Linked DNA regions of Homo sapiens: all the other regions are linked to region 1. A link is an interaction called in ENCODE POLR2A ChIA-PET data of the cell type or tissue named here. Cell type or tissue: GM12878. All regions are shown on one strand.

What was found. ChIA-PET counts read pairs that join two places held together with the same protein. Peaks named below come from ENCODE experiments on the same cell type or tissue, not always from the same donor. Only the 100,000 strongest peaks of a DNase experiment are listed, where the experiment ranks them.
Region 2: POLR2A ChIA-PET joins it to region 1 with 6 read pairs; 3 of 35 experiments call an interaction of 5 or more read pairs at or near these places.
Region 3: POLR2A ChIA-PET joins it to region 1 with 5 read pairs; 3 of 35 experiments call an interaction of 5 or more read pairs at or near these places.

What each region holds. Positions count from the first base shown.
Region 1 is chr2:45,864,136-45,872,135 of GRCh38, forward strand. All of the region lies in intron 2 of PRKCE (protein kinase C epsilon), which reads left to right. Among named protein-coding and RNA genes, the nearest start is that of PRKCE-AS1, 190 kb to the left of the region's middle. In GM12878, no CTCF peak of the experiment used is centred here; no DNase peak of the experiment used is centred here; H3K4me3 peaks cover 297 bases; H3K27ac peaks cover 1,739 bases.
Region 2 is chr2:45,734,004-45,742,003 of GRCh38, forward strand. The region is part of intron 1 of PRKCE (protein kinase C epsilon); the gene reads left to right. Among named protein-coding and RNA genes, the nearest start is that of PRKCE-AS1, 62 kb to the left of the region's middle. In GM12878, no CTCF peak of the experiment used is centred here; no DNase peak of the experiment used is centred here.
Region 3 is chr2:45,970,094-45,978,093 of GRCh38, forward strand. It overlaps PRKCE (protein kinase C epsilon), which reads left to right. Exons shown (of 15, transcript NM_005400.3): 3 at 6,336-6,495. Among named protein-coding and RNA genes, the nearest start is that of PRKCE-AS1, 300 kb to the left of the region's middle. RefSeq lists enhancers at 3,351-3,900, 4,862-4,911. In GM12878, no CTCF peak of the experiment used is centred here; DNase peaks (open chromatin) are centred at 4,128 and 4,978; H3K27ac peaks cover 2,467 bases.

The sequences.
Region 1 (8,000 bases):
ACCCCTCAAAGAGCGTCATTCTGCTCTCTCTGGCTGCTCCCCACAGCAGAATGGATACCCTCAACATCAGTCCCATTGGCCTAGGGGGCCTCAATCTTCTGATATTGCATGCAAAATTTTCTGTACGTTCTGGGAACGCATTTTAAGGGACGAAGGTTCATGGCTTTGCTCCAGCTCTCAGAAGAAGGCAAGACCTCAGAAAGCCTAACAATAACTGCCCTGGAGAATGGTCTTAAGTCCTACCACACCACCCTCATGTAACCTTTCTTCTTATCCTTCAACATTTTTAGGAACAATAGACTGTCCTAAGTAGTTATTTTTCACTTGAAAGAAACATAAAACATTGTAATAGAAATATTTTTTTAATGTAAACATAATTGCCTTCTTAATGTACTGAGAATGAACTGAATGAACACAACTTAAGGGCTTAATGTCTTACACATTTTTATGAACATCGGTTATTGGTTTGTGCTCTTCTGAAGAGTATAGGGAGCATAGGATTTATTCCCATACCAAGGGATCCCAGGTTGCTTGCTTTCTTCTTTAATTCCTCCCCAACCATTCCTATGGATTATAAAGAGATATTTCATGTATAATTGTTTGCGTGGGAGCCCGAGGATGACTTCAGCTTCTCTTTTGAGGTAGAGTACTTGCTTTCATAATCATCTCTTGCTGCTTGGAGCTCTGGATTCATAGCAATATGGAGCTGTGTTTCAGGCTTCAGAGCAGGGGGCCTCGAACTTGAGAATACATCAACATCACCTGCAGGGCCAGTTACAGCTTGCTGGGCTCCACCTTCACAATTTCTGATTCTGGCGTTCTGGGGTGAAGCCGAAAATTTACATTCCTAAGTTCTCAGGTAACCTGAGACCTCTGGTCGTAAGACCAAGTTTTGAGAAGCTCTGTTTTAGAGTAGGACATCTCAAACTTTATTGTCCATATAAGTTACCTGGGGAACTTGTTAAAATGCGGATTCTGAATCAGAAAATCTGGGGTGGTGCCTGAGATTCTGCTTTTCTAACCAGCTCCTAGGCGATGCCAGTTCTGCTAGTCTGTGGAACAGGCTTTATGTAGAAAGACTTGAAAGCAGTGATTCTCAACCCTCTTTAATCAATTGGAATTCTCAACCTATTTTAATCACATGAGGAACTTGTGGCAAAAGGAGGAGGAGGAGGAGAAAAAAAGAGTCATACCCCCAAATAGATGATAAATCAGAATCTCAGAGGGTAGGGCTTGGACATAGGTATAGCTCCCCAGGTGATTTGAATGTGCACTCAAGGTTGAGAATATCTCTCTTAAGGTTGTGTGGCTGCTGGAAAGTCTGTCCTCTAAATAAATGGAGGATCGTAGTCTTGAATAGTGCTATGTGTTGAATATGTCCCCTCCAAAATTCAGATGTTGTGCATGTGATAGTATTAAGCGCTGGGGTTTTGAAGAGATTATTAAGCCGTGAGAGAGACTCGCTTGTGAATGAAAAGAAGGACCTTGTAACAGAAGCTCCATCAGCATTCAGCCTGCTTGCCTTTCCAACATGTGAGGCTGCTGTGCTTCTCCCCTGTGGAGTCTCACAATATTGGAAGCAGAGAGCAGCCCTCATCAAACAACTGAACCTGCCAGTGCCCTGATCTTGGACTTCTCAGCCTGCAGAACTCTGAGAAAATAAGTTTCTTCTTCTTCTTCTTTTTTTTTTTTTTTTTTTTGAGACGAGTTCTCACTCTGTCATCCAGGCAGGAGTGCAGTGATACAATTAAAATTCACTGCAGCCTCAACCTCACAGGCTCAAGTGATCCTACTGCTTCAGCCTCCCAAGTAGCTGAGACCACAGGTGCATGCCACCACACCCAGCTGATTTATCTTCATATTTTGTAGAGACACAGTTTCCCTGTGTTGCCCAGGCTGGTCTCGAACTTCTGGGGTTGAGAGACCCTCTCTCCTCAACCTCCCAAAGTGCTGGGATTACAGGCATGAGCCACCGTGCCCAGCAGTTCGTTTTCTTTATAAATTACCCAGTCCCAGATATTTTGTTACAGCAGCACAAATGGGCTAAAACAGCAGTTCATTGCTTTCCACCTGGGGTTTTACATGTGAATCATCTGGAAGGCTTTAAAAGATATGGGTGAGATAATATGTCTGGGATTTTCTTTTTATTTATTTAATTAATTAATTAATTGATTTTTATTTATTTATTTTGAGATGGAATCTCGCTCTGTTACCGAGGCTGGAATGCAGTGGCACGATCTCAGCTCACTGCAAGCTCCCGCTCCTGGGTTCATGCCATTCTCCTGCCTCAGCCTCCCGAGTAGCTGGGACTACAGGCGCCGGCCACCATGCCTGGCTAATTTTTTGTATTTTTAGTAGAGACGGGGTTTCACCGTGTTAGCCAGGATGGTCTTGATCTCCAGACCTCGTGATCCACCCGCCTTGGCCTACCAAAGTGCTGGAATTACAGGCATGAGCCACCACGCCCTGCCTGGGATTTTCTTCAGACTAACAATGGCGGGGAAGCAGGCGACGGTGTTAATCTGCGTTGTTCAGGATGTAGCCACTAGCCACCTGTGGCTATTTACGTTAATTAAAACTTAAAAAATTAAATTCAGTTCCCCTGTGACACCAGCCACATTTCAAGTGCTCAATAGTCAACATGCGTCCAGGGGCTGCCATACTGCACAGTGCAGATCTAGCACATTTACATCATTGTGGAAAATTCTATTGGCCAGCACTGGCACATGAAATAACATTGGCTATGCGTTAATAATTGTTGAAGCTGGGTGATTGGAGCTCTTGGGGTTCATTATCCTTTATTGTCTACCTTCATATGTCTTTAACTTTTACCATGATAGACTATTTAAAAAAGATGCACAGGTCCCACTCCAGACCAGCTAAATCAGAATCCTTAGGGGTGGGGTCCAGGCCTCTGTTGTTTCAGCAGCTCCCCAAGGTGCCTCTAACATGTAGTCAGAGTTGAGCCTCACTGGGCTGAATAGGTGTGCTGAAGAATGATTGTCCTGCTTGCCTCTCAGACGTGTAGCAAAATCCAGACAGAAAAACAGTAGAAAAGGCATTGGAAAGTGTCAAGCACCAAATGCACCTAAGAGGTTTGTTGCTTTTTCTTGTTCTGAGCCTTGCTACTGAGGCCTTGGAATAGGGTCGCCAGGATTAGCAAACAAAAACCTGGGAGGCACAATTAAATTCGAACTTGAGACAAACTGAATAATTTTTAAACTTTTAAAGTATAAGTATATTCCATGCAAGATTTGGGATATAAGTAAATATACTACAAGGTTATTTGTATTTTACCTGGCAACCCTATGTTGGAGCCTCCTTCCCTGCTGCAGCCAACAGGGGTAGAGGATCTGAGCTGCTTATTTGTAACTGAAAGTCCATGGGACTGCTTTTATTTGGGGGAATTTTTCTGTTAACTGTCATTATGAAAGTGATCACGATGAGAGATTCAGATTTATTTTTAAAATTCGGTGGAGGAATATCTCCTCATTGATTTAGATCTTTGATTTTTTTCATCAGAGGTTTTGTTTTCCTGCTATAGATTTTGCATATCTTTTGTTAGATTTATACCTGAGGGTTTTGTCTTTTTGGAGTGTGTGTGTGTGCACGTGTGTGCTAATGTGTTTTTAAGTTCAAATTTATTGCTGGCATATAGCAGTTGATTTTTGTATATTATCCTTGTGAAAGGAGCAAAAGACCTGATGGAGCTGTTGTTTGGGGGCCTTTCATCCTACCTCATCACTTCTGCAGGACAGCCCCTTGGGAAGCCCCCAGGTCACTTGTTTTGGGGCTCCTGAACGTCTCACTAGTTGGCCACAGGAAGTCCACTTGAAGTTTTTAAAAAGAGGGCGTATCATTGTTTTGATGCCTCATTCCCGCCAGGTTTTTCTATGGCCCCACATGGTCACAGCTTTTGAACTGCTTTTTGCTTTTTGGCTGCATTGTTCTCCGTGAGTGGTGGGTTCAGTCCTGGCTTCATACTGAAATATCTGCAAAGTTTTAAAAACAAACAAACAAACAAAAAACAAACAAACAAAAACACCCATGCCTGGTCTGGTTGGGGGGTGTAACGGAGCTTTTTTTTTTTTTTTTTTTTTTGTTCTCCAGGTGATTCTACAGCCCAGCTTGGGTTAAGAACATCTTCCCTAAAGTCTCAAACACCAAAATCCCCTTTCCTGTCCAAAAAAAAAAAAAAAAAAAAAAACTTTTTAGGGCAGTTAGTCCATCTTAGGTAAGGAAGGAAGGAAAACTGATTAAATGAATGTACACTAAGGTATAAGTAGTTGCTAGCCCAACTCTCCTGAGCCCCTTTTTCCCTCCTGCCACAGGCACCTGCCACCACGCCTGGCTAATTTTTGTATTTTTAGTAGAGACGGAGTTTCCCCATGTTGGCCAGGCTGGTCTTGAACTCCTGACCTCAGGTGATCTGCCCGCCTCAGCCTCCCAAAATACTGGGATTATAGGCGTGAGCCACCATGCCTGGCTGATTTTTGTCTTTTAAATAGCTGGTAGGGCTGGGCACAGTGGCTCATGCCTGTAATTCCAGCACTTTGGGAGGCAGGCCGAGGTGGGCGGATCGTCTGAGGTCAGGAGTTCAAGACCAGCCTGGCCAACATGGGGAAACCCCATCTCTACTAAAAATACAAAAAATAAAATAAAATAAAATAAAAATAACCAGGCATGGTGGTGCATGCCTGTAATCCCAGCTACTTGGGAGGCTGAGACAGAAGAATCTCTTGAATCTGGGAGGCAGAGGTTGCAGTGAGCCAAGATCGTGCCACTGCACTCCAGCCTGAGTGACAGAGCAACATCCTGTCTCAAAAAAAAAAAAAAAAGAAAAAAGAAAGAAAACGTAAATAAATAAGTAGCTGGTAGAATTTCCAGCTGTGTGGTTTAAGCTGCGTGGTCAGGCAAAGAAAAAAAGTTCATTTGGTGCATGGGTTTTCTTGACTTTCTAGGTTCTTTGTGATAGGTGATCTACTTTTTAGCTGAATTTAGGAGCTGATAGAAATATTTGAGAAACAATCTGTAAAATATTTGGCTAAATACTTCAAATTTAAAAATCAGTAACTTGATATTAATGACTGAAGATTCATGAATAGCTTTAGAAGAATGCAGCTTGTACTAAATGTTAGCCACTATTGTTATTATCCTTATGACCAAGATACTGTGCATTCCGGCCATATCTTCAGGGAAGAGAGGATTACATGAGGGAATCCATTCTCTGTCCTGGTTAAAACTGTTTGTGACACTGCTAGTAATCGCTCATAACAATGAAAGTCACAAAATATTGCTAACGATGGTAACAAACACAAAATCTACCATTTATTTAGCACCTATTACACGCCAGGCACTGTGCTGAGCCTTTCACACATGCTACCTGTTTTTTCCCCTCATAGCAACCCTATGTGAGGTAGGGACAACTCTTCTTCCTATTGTCCTGAGCATAGAGAGGTTGAGCTCACTAAGGGAGCACACCTAGTAAGCTGGCTTCAAATCCCCCTGGGCTGTCTGGCCCCAAGGTCTGTTACATTTTTCTTTTTGTTTTTGTTTTTGTTTCTCTCTCTCTTTTTTTTTTTTTTTTTTTGAGTTGGTGTCTCACTCTGTCACCCAGGCTGGAGTGCAGTGGCATGATCTAGGCTCACTGCAACGTCCACCTCCTGGGTTCAAGCAATTCTCCTGGCTCAGCCTCCCGAGTAGCTGGGACTACAGGTGCACGCCACCACGCCCAGCTAATTGTTGTATTTTTAGTAGAGACGGGGTTTCACCATATTGGCCAGGCTGGTCTTGAACTCCTGACCTCCTGGTCTGTCCACCTCGGCCTCCCAAAGTGCTGGGATTACAGGCAAGAGCCACTGCGCCCGGCCCCATTACATTTTTCTATGGAGGAGCTCGGTGACTGAGGATAAACTGCTCTCCTTCCTGGCCTGCAGTGTCCTTCCCTGCAAGCCAGGTCATTTGGATTTGCCTTCCCATCAGGCCCATTGCAGCTACCTCTGAAGGGCTCCTCACATCTGAGTCCTTTCTTTTAAACAGCCCTCAAGTATTACTCTACTCACTCTGGGGAGGAAAGTCAGGAGGACTGCTGGTTGACTAGGTTGCTAGAAATGCAGAACCCAAGACACAGAGTGCAATTCATGGAGTACTTGGGGTAAGGGGATCCTAGGAAAGGGGTCTGACCAGCCTTAAGGAGAAAGATCCTGTGTAGACTCAGCTATTAGCAGCACGCTCCAGTGTTTGTGTGCATGTTCGAGATGCTAACTTGTTTTAAAGGTATAACTGGGGGGAGAACCTCTTTATACTCAGTCATTGTATTTTAACATCAGCTATTGATTTGGGCACTTAAGTGATGTTCTTTAATGAAAGAATTCACATTCAGGGGTTTTGTTGTTGTTATCTCTATTTCTCTTGCTCTCTCATCAGCCATGCAGAGCAGAATTTCAGCCCATTTCTCTTGAGCATCATGGAATCAGTTTGGAAAGTAGGGAGATGTGTGAGGTAGTCAAGGGGGAAGAGCCTCGTGGTCAAGGGTGTAGTTTTTGGAGCCAGACACAGTTTGTTCAAATCCAGTTTCTATCGGTTACCTTAAGCCATGTCATCTTGGGCAGACTTCTTTAATGGTTCTAAATATGGATTTCCTCACTTGTGAGTGGGGGTGCTAATTCTCTCTCCTTCGCTTGTAGTGGTCAAACGAGGTGAGTAACGTACTGGGCACATAGTGAGCGCTTGGTGATGACAAAGACACTAGATGTTTGGAGGGAGTAAACCCCAGTGGAACCAATGGCACTCGGGGGGAATGGGCTCCCCAGAAGATGGTGAGTGAATGCCCAGTCCCAACCTGTGCCCAGAAGTTTTGGGGCAAACAGCGGGGCCTGGTTGTCAGGGATGTAGTGGAAGAGACCTCTCAAAGTAGTGGTTGCTCCAGGGACCCTGCAAATGCTTGTCTTCTAAAGTTCCAGGGTGTCCTAGTCCTTTCAGGACTGTGGTTGCATGTGGGGACTGAGAGAGAAGGCACATCTGTTAACCACAGAGATGGAAGCCCCCTTCCTCAGTGGGTGGCCTGGTCTGTTAGTCCCACCCTGTCAAGGGGAGTCTCATTTGTGTATGGCTCTGGCTTTGAGAGCATTTCATGCTCTCCCTGGTGAAAACAAACGGAAGGTCATGCAGGTTCACACGTGCAATTGCAGTTGGGGTCCAGGATATTCATCCAGAGGAAGATTTAAATGAATAAAATGCTTTACCTGTTGCGGATTATGTGCTCCAGGGAACCTGTGGTTAGATAATCTGGGGTCAGGGGTGAAGGGGGCTATAAATAGTTGCTCCGTGGCTTTGCTTTCTCTTGATGAAAATGCAAACTTGTTTTCTCAGCAGCAAGAGCAATAAAAATATCTTCAGAAGAGCTGTCTCTTTTCTTTTTCCCTGACTCGTTGAGAGCAGATGATTTAGAGGTATCTCTATAGGAGATTAAATGGGATTCAGGTAAACAGCTGAAGGGTTTACATGGGATTAAGTTTTACAAACCCCATCCTGAGGGTATTTTTCTTTGCAGAGATGAGGGTGCAAAGCAGCAGCTTTAGAAGCCAGAAGCCAGGTCAGCGGTAAGGATTTAAGGGAGGAGGACTGAACTTCTCCACAGTTCCCTCCTGAGACTGCCCCAGAGAGGAGAGACAGCCTTCTTTCCCCCCTGCCAGAACCTTCCCCTTACACACTGCGGAGTTTGATGTCTGGGGTCTGATGACGAAGTGGAGAAAGGAGGCAACCTGAGGAACTTGGAGCAGCTAGAGCAGAACTCCTGTCCCCATTCCACAAGTATACTGAGGACGGAGTTAGTGTGACAGTACCCTATGCCAGGCACCATGGGAGGCACTGGGGAGATAATGTGAACAACAGACAAAAAGCTCTGCCCTCATGGAACTTACATTCTGGTTGAGGAGATAGATTGCAGATACTTGAAAAGTCCTAGTTGTTAATAATTTATAACTGCTAAGGAGGGAAAA
Region 2 (8,000 bases), 130 kb before region 1:
ATAGCAGGTGGCACCATGTGGGCTGCGCAGTTGAGGCTGGGTAATTATGAAGTGCAGTCCAGTGGAAAACATTAAACCCTGGGCTGGGTGCGGTGGCTCACGCCTGTAATCCCAGCACTTTGGGAGTCCGAGGCAGGTGGATCATGAGGTCAATAGATTGAGACCATCCTGGCCAACATGGTGAAACCCCGTCTCTACTAAAAATACAAAAATTAGCTGGGCGTTGTGGCGTGCACCCGTAGTCCTAGCTACTTGGGAGGCTGAGGCAGGAGAATCGCTTGAACCTGGGAGGTGGAGGTTGCAGTGAACAGAGATGGCGCTACTGCACTCCATCCTGGCAATAGAGCAAGACTCCATCTCAGAAAAAAAAAAAAAAAATTAAACTCTGAAATTCAGTTCCATGTCTATAGTTGAGCCTGATTTTACGTAATGCTTGCAGTCCTGAAAGACAGTATACTCATCCATGTAAACGGGGGGGTTGTCTGCGTTAAGTGGTGTGAGCATTGGAAGTTAGCAAATGCCAGTGAGAGAAGCAGCAGCTTGATGGTATGACTGGGAATCTGACAAACACAAAAGGAGATGAGGTTACACAGGTCCGTGTGTTCTCCGCCTTCCTGGAGCAACAGGACTTTTGGCCTGGGCCTCTGTTGTGTGTTAAGAGAACCCTGAGCCTGAGTGTAGGGGTGGATTTTTTGATGCGCAGATCCCCCCTGCAGGCCTGAAGTACTCACTCCCCAACTGCTGGGAGTGTGGGCTGCTGACAGCTTGCAGCTGCGCCCCTCCTCCCCAGGACTATTGCCTCAGCAGAAGAGAAGCCCCTTCCTGAGGGCAGCCCTCATGGAAAGACTGGTTTATGGGAAAGGTCTAGCCTCCTTTCCCCAAAATGAGACAGTTCTCCAAGTCCATCCTCGCTGTAGAGCTCCCCTCGGGATTGCCTAGGACTTTTGTTACAGCTGCGTCGCAGCCCACCTGTTCCCTCTGCCCAGTCCTGCTTCTATCACCCCTTCCACCTAGATTGTTTCTGAGAACAGTCTTCAATAAACCTCCTACATGCTAATCTCCCTCTCAGAGTCACTGGGCCAGGCCAGCATCTGGTGGAAACAGTGGCCTGTGATGTGGGCAGGTCCCTTGGAGCCCTGGGCGCATGATGTGATTGCAACACCACATGTGGTCCATCACCCCTGCAGGCTGGTTTGGTTCCACGCATGGCAAGTCTGCCATATCTCCCACCACTAGAGGTTTCCAGCTTGAGTTAGACATCGTCCTCCTGATGCAGGCTCTCCTTTGGCTCAGAGTCCTCAGAGACTATCACTTCCATATGAACAAATATATCTCGGAACTGTTTAGTTGCAAAAAGGAACAATCAAAGCAGCTGTAAGACAGCTTGTAGTACAGTTTGGGGTCAAGACCATAGACTTTGGGTTTGAATTTTGCCTCCTCCATGGATTAGCTTTGGTCACCATAGGCAAGTCATTTGACTTTTCTGTACCCAGGCTCCATCACCTGTAAAATGGTGGTAATGGTAGCATTCACCTCATAGCATTGTTTTGCAGATTAAGTGAAGTGGTGCCGAGGTGCCTGGCACAGGCCTGTGTGAGTGTTGGCTCTTAGCAGATTTGTGGAAGGGAAAGGAGCTCAGGGAGATGGGAAGTGGCAGGAAAGCAAAGTGTTGGAGGAACCAAAGAGAAAATAACTCTTAGAACATGAACATTTTGTGCACTTGTCTGAAGGTGCACATGGGAATGAATGAGGAAGGCAAGCCGGATCCTTATTCTGGGGAACATAGACGCCAGGCAGGAGGTAAGGATGAGAGGATAAAGGCCAAGGCTTTCATTCTTGAGTTGCGGAGGGTTGTGGAGAAAGGAAATTAATGCTAATTTGACAACTACTATGTGCTAGGCACTGTGCCAAGTCTTCCTATATATTGTCCCATGTATTTTTTACCATCTGACATACACATTTTCTTTTTCTTTTTTTGAGAGAGAGTCTCACCGTCACCCAGGCTGGAGTACAGTGGTGGGATCTCAGCTCACTGCAACATCCGCCTCCTGGGTTTAAGCAATCCTCCCACCTCAGCTACCAGAGTACCTGGGATTACAGGTGTCTGCCACCACACTCAGCTGATTTTTGTATTTTTAGTAGAGACAGGTTTTCACCATGTTGGCTGGGCTGGTCTTGAACTCCTGGCTTCAAGTGATCTACCCACCTCTGCCTCCCAAAGTTTTGGGATTACAGGTGTGAGCCACTGTGCCTGACCGACATACACATTTTTATTCTTATTTCTGAGATGGCAAACTGAGGCTGTGAGAGATTAAGTCACTTGCCCCAGGTCAGAGAGCTATTACATGATAGGCGGGAGTTGGAAGGCTGCTCTGGGTGAGAGCAGGGCTGGTGTTCCTGTGACTAGATCATACTGTCTAAAGCATTTTTCTTCACTACTGTTGTGTGCCAGGGCTTGAAGGGCAGTTGCTTACAGAAAAATCAGTCTATTAGGCAAATTAGACGTGGAGCAGTCACCTCTTCCAGGAAGGCTTTCCTAAGTTCCCCTGCCCTGGAGTCTACTCCTCGCTCTGACTTCCTGACACTGCCTGCCTCTCCATCAACTTTAAAACTCCTCTCACTTTCTACCATGTGTTGTGGTTCGCAGTGGGGCTATCCTCATTCCTCTTACAGTCAAGTTTCTGGAGAACAGGAAGGGCTGAACCTCTTTCCTCTCATTGTCCTGCATGTGCGCCTTCCTTGAGCATCCTCCAGTAGATGTGAAGGACATTTCTGTGGGAAGAATTTATGGATAGGAACACTAGGCAGTGATGGTAAGCGACTGTGGATTCTGCATCCTCAGAGGCTTCAGAAGTCTGATGGAGGTAAGGATCATTTTGGTTTAAGGTGATCAGGGGAGACTTCACTGAGTGGATAAAGCCCAAATCCCAGTCCCAGAAAATGGGAATGACTGGGGGAATGAGCAGATGGAAGAGGGGCCCGGCCATGCTGAAAGGGAGCTGCCGCCTTCAGGAGATGGACGGTCGTCGGTCATCGTGCATCTCTCTGCCTGTGTGCTGTCAGGCCCCACACCTGGCCACCGGCATCTCCCCTGCAGCATGGGGTTGGGGGCTGGACGACTCTCTCCAAGGAAGTGTGGTTATGCTAGCCTTGCCAACTTGAGACCAAATGTTTCTCCCACGCAGCTGTCTTCAAAATGAAATCCTGAGAAGGAGGTGGGTGAGCGAGCGAGCAAGCATGAATTACCCTTGGCCCACGTCTTGGCTCACTTACAGATTCCTCTCATCTTCTGGATAAATCAGGAACTCCCAAACACTCTTCAAGGAGTCATCCCTCACTCCCCACCCTGCCTGAAGCCAGGCGGAATCAGGCCTGCCAGTCCTGGAACACGCTGTGCTCTTCTTCGGAGCACTCAGACATCCACTACCTGTCCAGCCTTTGTGCGGGTGGGAACAGTGTCCCCATTCACGAAGCGGGAGACCCGGAGTGGGGCTGATTTGCCAACGGCCCGGGGCTCCTCCTCGCAACTGCCCAGCGGAGGACCTCTCGGCTCCTTTTCTGCCTCTTTCCAGGTGTATCCTCTCGCCTGTGATGTGTAGATGTTCCCCAAGCGTCTGCCCTACCTGGCCCCCTTCTCCCCTGGAGCCTTAAGACACAGAATGTCAGGGTGGAGTCAGGTCCAATCACATGCTCTCTGCATGTCCCCTTGCCCTCAGGTGTGCTCTCCTTGCTCTGTCCACAGAGCTTGTCTTGCCCGGGGCCCTCCCTCACCTCCACCTGGGGCCTAAGACTCACCCCCTCTGCTGACTTGCGTACATTGCCAAGTGCTTCTTGGACATTTCAACCTGGACATCGCCCCAAGTTCAACAAAACCAGGAACAAATTTACATCCCTCCCCCAACCTTAGCACCCCTTCCTGATTATACAGCACCTCCATTCTTCCATCTCCCTGGCTTGAACCCTTTGTTTCATTCCTTTTCCCCATGTGCTCAACACCTCCTGGCAGGTCCTGACAGCCTCCTATGCCAGCGTCCTCCTCTCCACAGTCCTGCTGCAGGCGACGCAAACCTTTTGTCTGGGCTCTTGGAATTTTCTCCTAACTGGCCTCCCTGCTGCCAATCTCTCCCACCTCTAGCTTCATCCTGCAACTATTACCAGATTTACAGTTTTAATTATGTTAATTAAAATCATTAATTAACATAGTTTTAATGATGTTATTTTTCAGGGTTTTCTCTTTGCTTTAGCATTAAGCAATGACTTCTTGCATAGCAACTAGAGCCTTTTATGGCATTTACCCAGTCTTTCTGACTTAATTTCTTTACACCTGTAGATAAAGTACACTTCAGCCAGAAGAGCTGATTTGCTGTTTTCTTCTTAAGCTGTGTATTTCCTTCCTCTCTGCCTTTGCTCATGCCTTGCCTTCCCCGAAATGCCCTTCCTCCTCTCCTCCACTGTTTGAAATCCCACTGTTTTCAGATAACCTGTCTTCAAGGGTCTTTTTCTGATTTTTGCAACCAGACGTGTTTTCTCTTTCTTTTGGATTGCCTTTATGATGGAGATTATATCTTGTCATTCTTTATATAACCACAGATCTTAGCCTTGTACGTTGTTCTCAGTATTGGCTGAATTGTACTGAATTTGAGCATCTTGGGAAGGATCAGTGTGAGTTTCTATGAGGGCCTAAGGTGTGAATAACTCTGAGATGTTTGATTGTCATATATGGCCTAAGTGTTTTGCTTTTAACCTTACAGTTATTGGGCATTAAGATATGACAGCTCTTAAAAGTACAGGATTGGAAAGCATGTTTCTAGAGACTGAAATAGATGAATTTTAATATCCAACAGCTATGTAGTTTTTACACGGCTCAATCACAGCTGTTATTTCGTGATCTTCACCACACTTCAAAGTAATAGGTAGTTCATGCATTATTTTTATTAAGCAAATTAAGGGGCAGTGTTGGTTCATGTACCAGTCCAAGGATAGATGGAAGCAAAGTGGGATGACAGTGCTCATATGAAGTCATCATATTGCTGTCATTGTCCCTCCAGGCTGCTGTCTTCTGGCTGGCTGTATTCTCAGACAAGATCTTCCCAAGTGGTGGCACAAATGGCCACCAGCCTCTCCAGGCTTAAATTCAACTATTAATATTTTAGGAACCTACAGAATGATACGAGAGGGTATCTCTCCTGGTAGCTTTAGCAGAAGTCACTGGGAAGGCCCGTCTTTGGTCCACTGCTGTGGCTGGGTCTGGACATCATTGGACAGAGGAGAAAATTATGAGCCTTGGAAAAGCTAAGTGACTTTTCTAAGATCACACAGAAGACTGAAGTGCCTGTCTTGTGACCAAGAGTGTCCCTGTGTGAGCCCTTTTTTGAGTTTAGGGGCAGCTGTTGACTCAGTCGCAAAGGGAACAGATTGTATATTTGGGGTTTCAACTTTCCTTTTTCTGTACCCTTTTACAGCCTGCAGAGGACTCAGCTAATTCTGAAGACTCATCTAATGTCCAGTCTCTTAAAATTCTGTTTCCTCCCTTCCTTTTTAAAAACCTGACGTTTATATAAAAAAAATTATGTTCAGTGAAAGAAGCCAGACTGAAAAGGCTATATACTGTATTATCTCATGTATGTGGCTCTCTGGAGAAGACAAAATTCTAGGGTTAGGAAATAGATCAATGGCTGCCAGGAGTGGGGTGGGGGTACAAGATTGAGTACAAAGGGGCCCAGGGAATTTTTTGAGGCATGAACTGTTTAGATCTTGATGGTGGTGGTGGTTACAAGACTGTATATATTTGTCAAAATCCACAGAACTCTACACTAAAAAGGGAAAATTTCACAGTATGTAAATTATACTTGAATAAAAACAACAAAAAACCTTAAATCCTCTTTAGGCCTGTTTGACAATGGGATTTGCATCTTAATGAGCATCAATACTGTAGCTGTGATGAACTAAGTAGCTTTGAGATACACCATAATCTAATATCAAGAACAAGAAACCACAAAGTGTTAGATTCATTCAAGAATAATTGGCTGTCAGCCAGGCATGGTGGCTTGTGCCTATAGCCCCAACTACCTGGGAGGCTGAGGCTGGGGGATCACTTGAGCCCAGGAGTTTAAGACCAGCCTGGGCAACATGAGACCCCATCTCAAAAAAAAAAAAAGGACTTATTCACTGGAAAATGAACAAGTTGTCCCTGAACTGAGTAAACCAGTGGCCCTTATGCTGCTGCCACTATCTGACTGGAGCAGTGAAGCTGTGCCCCTAACTCTCCTTCCTTGGGCTTAGTCAGGAGTCCCTAGGGAATGTGGGAATCTGGGATGGAGGCAGAGGGCTTAGGGCAATATTCAGGAGGAAGCATCATTATCTCCACTCCAATTCTGTAGCAAGAATGATCCTTCCTAGCCAGTTGATAGGCTGGAAGGGGAGAGGAAAAGTCTGGCATTCAGGGTTCAGCATTGTTTCTCCTTTATGCTCTTTCCCCCTCACTCCTCTCCCTCCCCAACCACCTGACACGTTCTTTAGGCCCCACTTGGACGCACCCTTCCCCCTGCCCATTGCAAGCCCTCCTCAAACAGAGCATCCTCAGCTCCAGGAATCTCCCCAGGGGCCTGACTTTTCAGTCTTTTCCATTCCAGTTTTTGTATTCCCCATTCTCTCAAACTCCTCCCTAGTTACTTCTAGCTCATCTCATTACAATCTGAGCATTTTCCTTTTTCATTCATGTCTGGTTATTCACTTCGAACACTACACTCCCAAATGTTTCAGTCTCTCCCTGCCTCATTCTGATTCTACCTGGGTTCATCTCAGACCACAGTTGTTTGAAAGTGCAGTATTACAAGGAGATACTGTATAACATGCAGATTACAGAGTGGTTTGTGAAGTTTTAGTAGCCTTCTGCTCAGTGAAAGTCTTTACTGACATGGAGGTAATAAATACTTTCCATTGTAGATATTACATTTTCTGATATAAAACATCTGATGAAAAAATCTCTCTATATAAGATGCAAACACTTTTATTTTTTCTGAAATGATCTTTTTGTGAAAAAATTAAAAAGGTTGCTCACCAGTTGCTAAAATTAAATGCGGAAATTTCCTTAGTGGAATTGATACATTTGAATGCTGGCTTCGGGGATCCCAAATGTGATTGCTTCTATCGGTGCCTGTAAAGGAGTCTGTAATTATGGAAGCAGTCTTAGGCTGTAGGTAAGATCTGGAGCCAGGGTGGACCTTTGTATGTTCAGCAATGAGGGGATATTTTTGATGAGCTGGAATATCCAATTGAACAGCTGTAACAAAGTTTCTGAGAATCTTTTCCTCATGGTTGTTTATAGTTTGCTTCCAGCACACCCAGATCTGACACTTTCTGGCCTTAAAGTTGCATAAAACACCCTGTCAGTTGTAGGCAGTAAGACAGGGTCTTGGGCCGACTGGGGACAAATATCAGAATCTTCCTGGGGCCAGTAGCACCAGAATGGGGCCTGGCAGACAGAGAGCCAAGGTTCTTCTGGGAGAAACCAGCAATGCTCTGGTGGAACGAGGTCTGTTCTCCACGTCTGACACGGTCCTCAGCCAGTTTCTACCAATCAGATTGGAGCCTTTGCCGGCTCAGCCTGGCAGATGGGCATGTGCACGTTTTGGGCATGTGCAAGTTTTGGGCCTGTGCCCAGGCTGTAAGGTACTGCTGACAGGCTGCGGGCTGTGGTCTTGGAAGGGAAGGTTCAAGGGGTGGTGCAAGGCTAGTACAGCCTGTGCTGGATTACCCAGGAAAGCTGCCAGCATGACCACTGGGTGACCAGAGAAGCTCAACAGGTCTTCTCTGTTCCAGCACAGTCCTCTCAGTGGGCATGTGGAGAGCTACCAGAAGGCCATGGGTTACCCAGGGTCTCTCCTTTAAAGAGGGCGGAAGTCCCCTGTAATGCTTGTTACCTGGTCAGCCTGAGGGCACTTGACTGTGTGTCCTATGCTGCAAGGGATGTAGGAAGGCAGGCTGTGGTTAGAGTGTGG
Region 3 (8,000 bases), 110 kb after region 1:
TCTTTGTGGCCTTCCCTGTGCAGTCTCTGTGTCTTGTGATACTGCTTTCTGAAAACATGTCAACTGGCATTGCCTGTAGCAGTGAATGAATGTCAGTTTCATAGTAGACTTGCCAATAATGGATAATAATTTTAAAACAAATTGGTTACTTTTTTAGGTATTAAATGGTATGTCAGTGTATGCCAAAACTGTTTTGCTTTGCATTTCAAAATTCCTGATTATAGTCAGTATCTTATGAAAATTTTATGTTTGTGTCCTTTAAGCTATTATCTATGGGGATCTTGATATATATATTTCAATTTGTTGATACATAGCCCTTTGTGCTGGTCTTGCCATTTAATCAGAAACTAATTGGGAGGAAACAATCAGAGAAATTCAGATTGTGAAGCATTCAATGTGACAACATCCTGGATGCTACATAAATGTATCATTAAAAAAGATACATTTATGTATCTAGAACAGTAAAGGAGACTGTTCTAGACTAAGATTAAGAAGATATGGCAACCCCATGAGCTCTGGGTAGCTCCTGGGTGAAAATCAGAAACTACAAAGGAAACTTGGGAAACAATTGGGGAAATTCAAATATGAACTCTATATTAGATAATGTCATATCAGTGTTAAATTTCTTGACTCTGTTATTGTGATTATGTAGCTGAATGTCTTTGTTCTTAGGAGATAAAGACTGAAGTATTTAAGAGTGAAGTGTCACTACGTCTATAACCTTCAAATAGTTCAGCAAAACTATATATGTATATATCATACATATTATATATACTATACTATATTATGGATCAATATATAATATATAAATTATACATACTATATATACATACACATATACATACATTTATGTATCTGTTATTTTATACATCAGACACACGCATATTACCTCTACTATGAGAGTTGCATTTTATTTATTTTTTTTGTGATAATGCTTAACATAAGATGTACGCTTTCAGCAAATTAAGTATACAATGCAGTGTGTTAACTATAGGCACAAAATTGCATGATAGATCTCTAGGACTTACTCATCTTGCATAACTGGAACTTGGTGCCCTTTTACTAGTATCTCCCTGATTCCTCCTTTCTCCCAGCCCCTGGCCACCACCATTCTGCTCTCTTGCTTCTATGAGTTCAACCACGTTAGATTCCTCATATAAGTGGTATCATGTAGTATTTGTCCTGCCATTGGCTTGTTTCACTTAGCCAATATCCTCCCATGCATGTTACCCCAAATGGCAGGATTTCCTTCTTTTCTGTGTCTGAGTAACATTCGATTGCATGAATACACCATATTTTCTTCTTTTTTTCGTTTTTTAGAAATTGTAACAAAGCATTTTATTTACGTCAAGGTAGAAAGCTATGCTAAGGACATAGAAATCTGCTTCAGCTTTCCTTTAGCCTCACACTTCATAAAAGTATCAAGTGGTTCTCTCTGGCTTTTACTTAGTCATCTGTGTAACCAGGGTTGAAGACAGTAGAACACTGAGTCTTAGTGTAAGTGTAAGAGATTGAGAAGACAATCTCTTTTGAATTATGGTTTTTCAATGTTTGTTGTATCATCTTTTTAAAAAGAGCAATAGAGATTCTTTTTAGAAAATACAAAGAAGCACAAGGAGAAAAGTAAAAATCACCTGTAATTCCACCAGTGTCAACGAATGACCAATGTTAATGTTTTCTAAGTAGTTGGAACATACCTTTCCGCCTTGTGTTTTCTTTTGTGTGTATGTGATGAATACACCATATATTTTTTTAACCATTCATCCATAGATGGACATTTAGGTTGCTTCCATGTCTTGGCTATTGTGAATGACGCTGCAGTGAATGTGGGAGTGCAGATGCATGAGGACTCTTCAGGGTCCTTACTTTCATTCCTTTGGATGTGTAGAAGTGAAATTGCTGAATCAAATGGTAGTTCTATTTTTCGTTTCTTAAGAAACCTCGATACTGTTTCCTATAGTGGCTGTACAATTTTACATTCCCATGAACAGTGAACAAGCGTTCGCTCTTCTCCACATCCTCGCTAAAACTTATCATTCTTTTTTTTTATCATAGCCATCTTAACAGGTATGAAGTGCCATCTCATTGTAGCTTCAATTTGTATTTCCCTGATGATTAGTGATGTAGAACATCTTATTAAATACCTGTATACCTGTTGGCCATTTGTATGTCTTTAGAGAAAAGTCTACTCGGTTCTTTTGCCTGTTTTTAAATTGGATTATTTGGTTTTGCCATTGAATTGTGGGAGTTTCTTATGTATTTTGGATATTAACCCTTTCTCAAATATACAGTTTGCAAATGATTTTTTTCCATTCTTCAGGTTGCCTTTTTATTCTGTCGATTGTTTCCTTTGCTGTGCAGAAGCTTTTTAGTTTGATGTAGTCCAACTTGTTTATTTTTGCTTTTGTTGCCTTTTTGGTGTCATATCTAAGAAATCATTGCCAAGACCAATGTCAAGAAAGTTTTCCCCTATGTTTTCTTCTAGGAGCTTTATGGTTTCAGTGTTTACATTTAAGTATTCAATCCACGTTTAGTTGATTTTTGTGTATGGTAAAAGGTAAGGATCCAGTTTCATTCTTTTGCATTGGATGTACAGTTTTCCCAACATCATTTATTGAAGAGAATATCCTTTTTCCATTGTATATTCTTGGCACTCTTGTTGAAGATCAGTTGACTCTTCTTGGCTTGGAAGAATTAATGTTTGTTAAAATGCCCATAAAAGAATTAATGTTTTGTTAAAAGGAACTGCAACTTTAATATGGTTCCTATCAAATTCTCAAAGGCATTTTTCAATAAAGACAGAAAAAACAATCCTAAAAGTCATATGGAACCATGAAAGACTGAACAGCCAAAGCAATTCTGAGTTAAAAGAACAAAGATGGAAGCATCACATTTCCTGATTTCAAAATATATTACAAAAATTCAGCAATTAAAACAGTGTGGTACTGGCATAAAAACAGACATATAGACGAGTGGAACAAAATAGAGAGCCCAGAATTAAGTTAATACATATGTGGGATCTACATTTTGGAAGAGACCTTTCATAGCGGAGGGAAATGCTGAAGGGATCCGTTTCTGGTGGTGGACTCCAGGCCCCAGTAGGGAGGTTCTTGGGGACTGAGGGACCTAGTAGCTCCCCTTTTCACATTGTATAGGCCACTTTCTTCTCCACCTGTGGGTGACAGTGCTGAGGATACTCTGGCCTGACCCGTGGCTTTCCTGCCCAGAGGAATGTGGAATTGGGGTGTTTTCAGCAGCCACAGGCTCCAACCCCTTTCTCCTGTCACCTGCTTTGTAGCTTTGCACACAAGCCTCACTTGAAGCATGAAGTTTACCCATGTTCTTTCCCTCCTGTGACCTTCTGTTTTTCCATATCTGACATCAAATCTGACTTAAAAGGCAGTGCAGATGCTCCTTTGGGGCAATAGTAATAGAAACCTTGGAGGAAGTTGAACTTAGAACTCTGACTTACAGGAGTTATCCTTGGCTGTCTGCCTAGCCTGTGCCTGAGACTCCCCCTCCACACCCCTGCCAACTTTAAACAGCTTCCCTCCAGGTATCAGGGCACCCCGCTGAGACAGCTTTGAAATGAATAGAGTCAAATTAATTGGTTGCCATATTGCCCTATTGGATTGATGTCAACACAGTTTAGAACGATTGGTTTCATTGCTCGTCATTTCTGTAAAAAGTTGGGAAATAAGACTCTTAGGAAGGACTGTAACCACCGTCATAACAGTGTTCCTTTGAGAAAATTAGATTGGACCCATCACCATTTTAACTGAAAATAGTTTCCCAGGATGAAAACAACTAGTCAATTTGAGAGATTTGTAAATCAAATTGCATCTTAAATGCATTAGGAGACGGGCTTACTGTTCAAATGTATTCCGTGGTGAATCCTGTGAAAGGAGTTAAGGGTGCTCTTTTACGAAAATAACCTGCATCCTGTGTCCTATGATGCCCAGGATGATGTTTCTGGATTGGATTTTTGTAGGTAAGTTTGTAGCAAGTAAGGGCTACTGAATAGATTTGGTTTTTGGTTGTCATATTTTTGTTCTTGCTTATGAAAATAGTAGAACATTCTACACATTGTGAAAGTATGAAGCGAAACAAAAACTTGCCTATGATGGCAGCACCGAATGGTGATTGCCATACTTCTGCAGCTGTGTGTGTTGCTGTCTCTATACTAGAACAGACCTGGGTCCTCCCGTGAGAATTTGGTCAGCAGGTCAAGACCCCTAGGTTGGAGCAGGGTAGGAGGTGGTGAGCTTTCTGTACCCAGAAGGTCGGTGATGCCAGAGACTTTTTGAAACAATAAGCACCAATTGAAACCCAGGTGGGCTAGGGGTCAAGAAGCAAGGGGATCCACAAGCAGACCTCCACCCGGGTCATCTGAGCCTGTGTTGAAGATGCAGTCTGGGAACGCTGAGGGCAGATTTCCAATAAACAGCTGCCTGTTTGCTCAGAGGCTGCTGCGTCCTTGGAAGCACACGCTGCGCATTTGGTCCTGTTCTCACCTTTTACCTCCTTCAATTTTACCTTCCCTCTACCCTACCCTCCAATAACAAGATGCCCTTGGATTAATCTGTTGTTCAGGTCATACATATGACCTCCACTTCAGGGAACCTTACATTCAGAGAGGTCCAGGAGGGATCAATGCTTCTTCCCCTGAAGACTGGCCCTGTTATGGTGAGATGTCAGGCACTCGCTGATGCCTGGAGATATTTGGGGGCACAGAGCCTTCCAGTGCATTTTAAGCTGACCTGTGCAGGGGACCTTCTAGGAGACCTTCTAGAAGGTGTCAGAAACCTAGGAAGAAGCCCAAAGCCTGCCCACTGTGTTCTTGGGGAAGCCACAGGCAGCTGGACTCTTTGGTGATGAAAGCCACTCAGATGAGAGCTTGGGGACTTTCTGTAAGGAGTGCAGGCCGTCCTTCAGAGCAGCGTGTGGGTGGAGGAACAATGGCCTCTTTCTCACTCTCTGGGTTAGAATCTGGGCTTCCCCACTGAGTAGCTGTGTTAACAGGAGTAGGTTACTTAAACTCTATTCTTCGCTTTGCATACCTGTAAAATGGGGCTAATAGCAGTACCCTTCAAGTGGAGTTGTTTCGAGGGTTCATTGAGATGTATTGTATCACTAAGATATAACACACTTAGCATAGCACTTGCCAGAGCGTAAGCCCACGATAAACATTTATCATGGTCATCCTTGTCTTAATCAGCTCAGACTGCAATAACAAAATACCAAAGACTGGGTGTCTTAACCAACAGACATTCACTTCTCACAGTTTTGGAAGGTGGACATCCAAGATCAGGGAGCCAGTATGGGTGGGATCTGCTGAGGGCCCTCTTCCTTGCTCACATGACAGAGAGCTCACTCACTCAGGTCTCTTCCTCCTCTTATAAGGACACTAATCCCATCATGGAGGCTCAACCCTCACGACCTCATCTAAACCTAATTACCTCCCAAAGGTCCCATCTCCAAATAGCATCACTTTGGGGGTTAAGACTTTAATGTATTAATTTTGAGGGGGCAAAAATATGTAGCCCATAACAATTATCTTTATTATTTTTGTGATCATCTGTGAGTCCCCTTGCAAGGCATTCTCAGTTGGTGGGGCAGTCTCAGAACTGGAGGGAAGGAAGGTATTGGGAAGATCTTTTTGACTCCAGTGGGATCTTTACAGCCCATGGTGGTGGTCTTGAGCCTTCGAGAAACTACTTTCACTGTGTCATATTTCCCTCTCCTTTTGACCTCTGGGAAAATGCTCTTGGTTGGCTTAGTCTAGGTAAGAGGAAGAAGGAAGAAGTCAGATTTATTAGGCAGCTACTTCTTGAGCCAGGAAGCTTAGGGTGTGGAGATTCATCTCATTGCGTCCTCTAAGCCACCCCCTGTGGCTGGCACTGCCATTGCCATTTACAAAGGGAGATGCGCTCAGATGCTCAGGGGGAGGAAACACCACCTATCCAAGGTCACACTGCTCAGGAGTTGCAGTAAGATGCGAACCTTGAGCCTTTTGACCCCCAAGCCCTTGAAACCAGCTGTAGCCTGTGTGGGGAGGAAAGGGCAGCCAGCCCTGGAGCAGAATTTGGATTGGATGGAATCTGAGGATATAGCAGGAATAGGCACACTCTGGGCCTTTCCACCCTACATGTGCTCGCTCACTCCAGCTGCTCAGTGGGACTCCTCAGACCCCCGAGTCCCTCCACACACAAAGGCTACCTCTCACCCACCCCAGCTCCACTCCCCCAGGGATGGAGTAGCTCTCCAGAGGGAGCTCATTTTGAAGGTGCACTAACCCAGACTCCGTTTTCTTCCCTGCTCTTGTCCTTCCCCAGCCCCTAAAGACAATGAAGAGCGTGTGTTCAGGGAACGCATGCGGCCGAGGAAGCGGCAGGGGGCCGTCAGGCGCAGGGTCCATCAGGTCAACGGCCACAAGTTCATGGCCACCTATCTTCGGCAGCCCACCTACTGCTCCCATTGCAGAGACTTCATCTGGTAAGCCTTTCTCTTGGGAACCTCTAATTACAACATCTCTGTTACAAGATGTCGGGGATGGGGTAGGGGAGACTATGCACCTCATTTAAAGAATGCTGGTGTGCCTCGTTTCTTCCTTATCTGAATGCAGGGGACTATTATGGAAGGCTAAGTGTGTGTTTGGTACATAGGGGGAAATACATGGAAAGAAGCGATGGTTTCTGGCAACTTTATACCTAGAATTTTATGAAAAGAGTTAAGATTTTAGTAACCAACAAGGATATTGTGACTGTGTGTGTGTGTGTGTGTGTGTGTGTGTGTGTGTGTGTGTGTGTGTGTCTTGTTTTGAGACAGAGTCTAGCTCTGTTGCCCAGGCTGGAGTGCAGTGGCATGATCTCCACTCAATGCAACCTCTGTCTCCCAGGTTCAAGTGATTCTCATGCCTCAGCCTCCCACATAGCTGGGATTACAGGAGCACACGACCACGCCTGGCTAATTTTTGTATTTTTAGTAGAGGTAGGGTTTCGCCATGTTGGCCAGGCTGATCTAGAACTCCTGGCCTCAAGTGATCCACCCACCTCTGCCCCCCAAAGTGCTGGGATTATAGATGTGAGCCATTGTACCCAGCTGATTGTGTGTTTTTAAAAAGAATACTTATCTTTTACAGACACACCTCAGGGTGAGGATTCCACTGAATAATAATCCACTGAAAAATAATTCACTGAATTATTTACAAGTGAAATTATCTGATGCCTAGGATTTGTTAGAAAATCAGGAAGGAGGCCAGGCACAAGTGCGGTGGCTGATGTCTATAATCCCAGCACTTTGGGAGGCCGAGGCACGCAGATTGCTTGAGGTCAGGAGTTTGAAACCAGCCTGGTCAACATGGTGAAACCCTGTGTCTACTAAAAATACAAAAATTAGCTGGCCATGGTGGTGTGCGCCTGTAATCCCAGCTACTTGGGAGGCTGAAACATGAGAATCACTTTAACCCTGGAGGTGGAGGCTGCAGTGAGCCGAGATCGCTATACTATACTCCAACCTGGGTGTGACAGAGTGAGACTCTGTCTTAAAAAAAAAAAAAAATCTGGAAGGAGGAGAGGGGCTGAGATAAAGATGATCGAAGGCCAGCCCCATTCCACTAACAATACCCAGGCTCAGAAATGAAAATGAGACTGGCCTGATGTCCTCTAGCTAGGAAGTGTCAGAAGTATGATTCTACCCCTAGTAGTCTGACTTTTAATGCTGATACTTTTCCTGACATCCCACCAGCCTTTCTAGCAAGCTGTCTGAGCTCTTTGAAGCTGATGTAGAGGTTGCCTTCATGAACCCTTGGATCCAACTGGGGAGAGCGAGTGAGGCCAGGATGCAGTATGAACCCAGCCAGGGACATCTGCACTGGGCTCTGAGGACCCCTTGGATTCCAGGTGTCCAGTAGTCACTTGTCTTATCCTCATGATGTCACAAAGCCAGTCATCCAGGTTGGCGTAGACATCTGAGATGATATAGCTCAGAGCAAGCCCAGC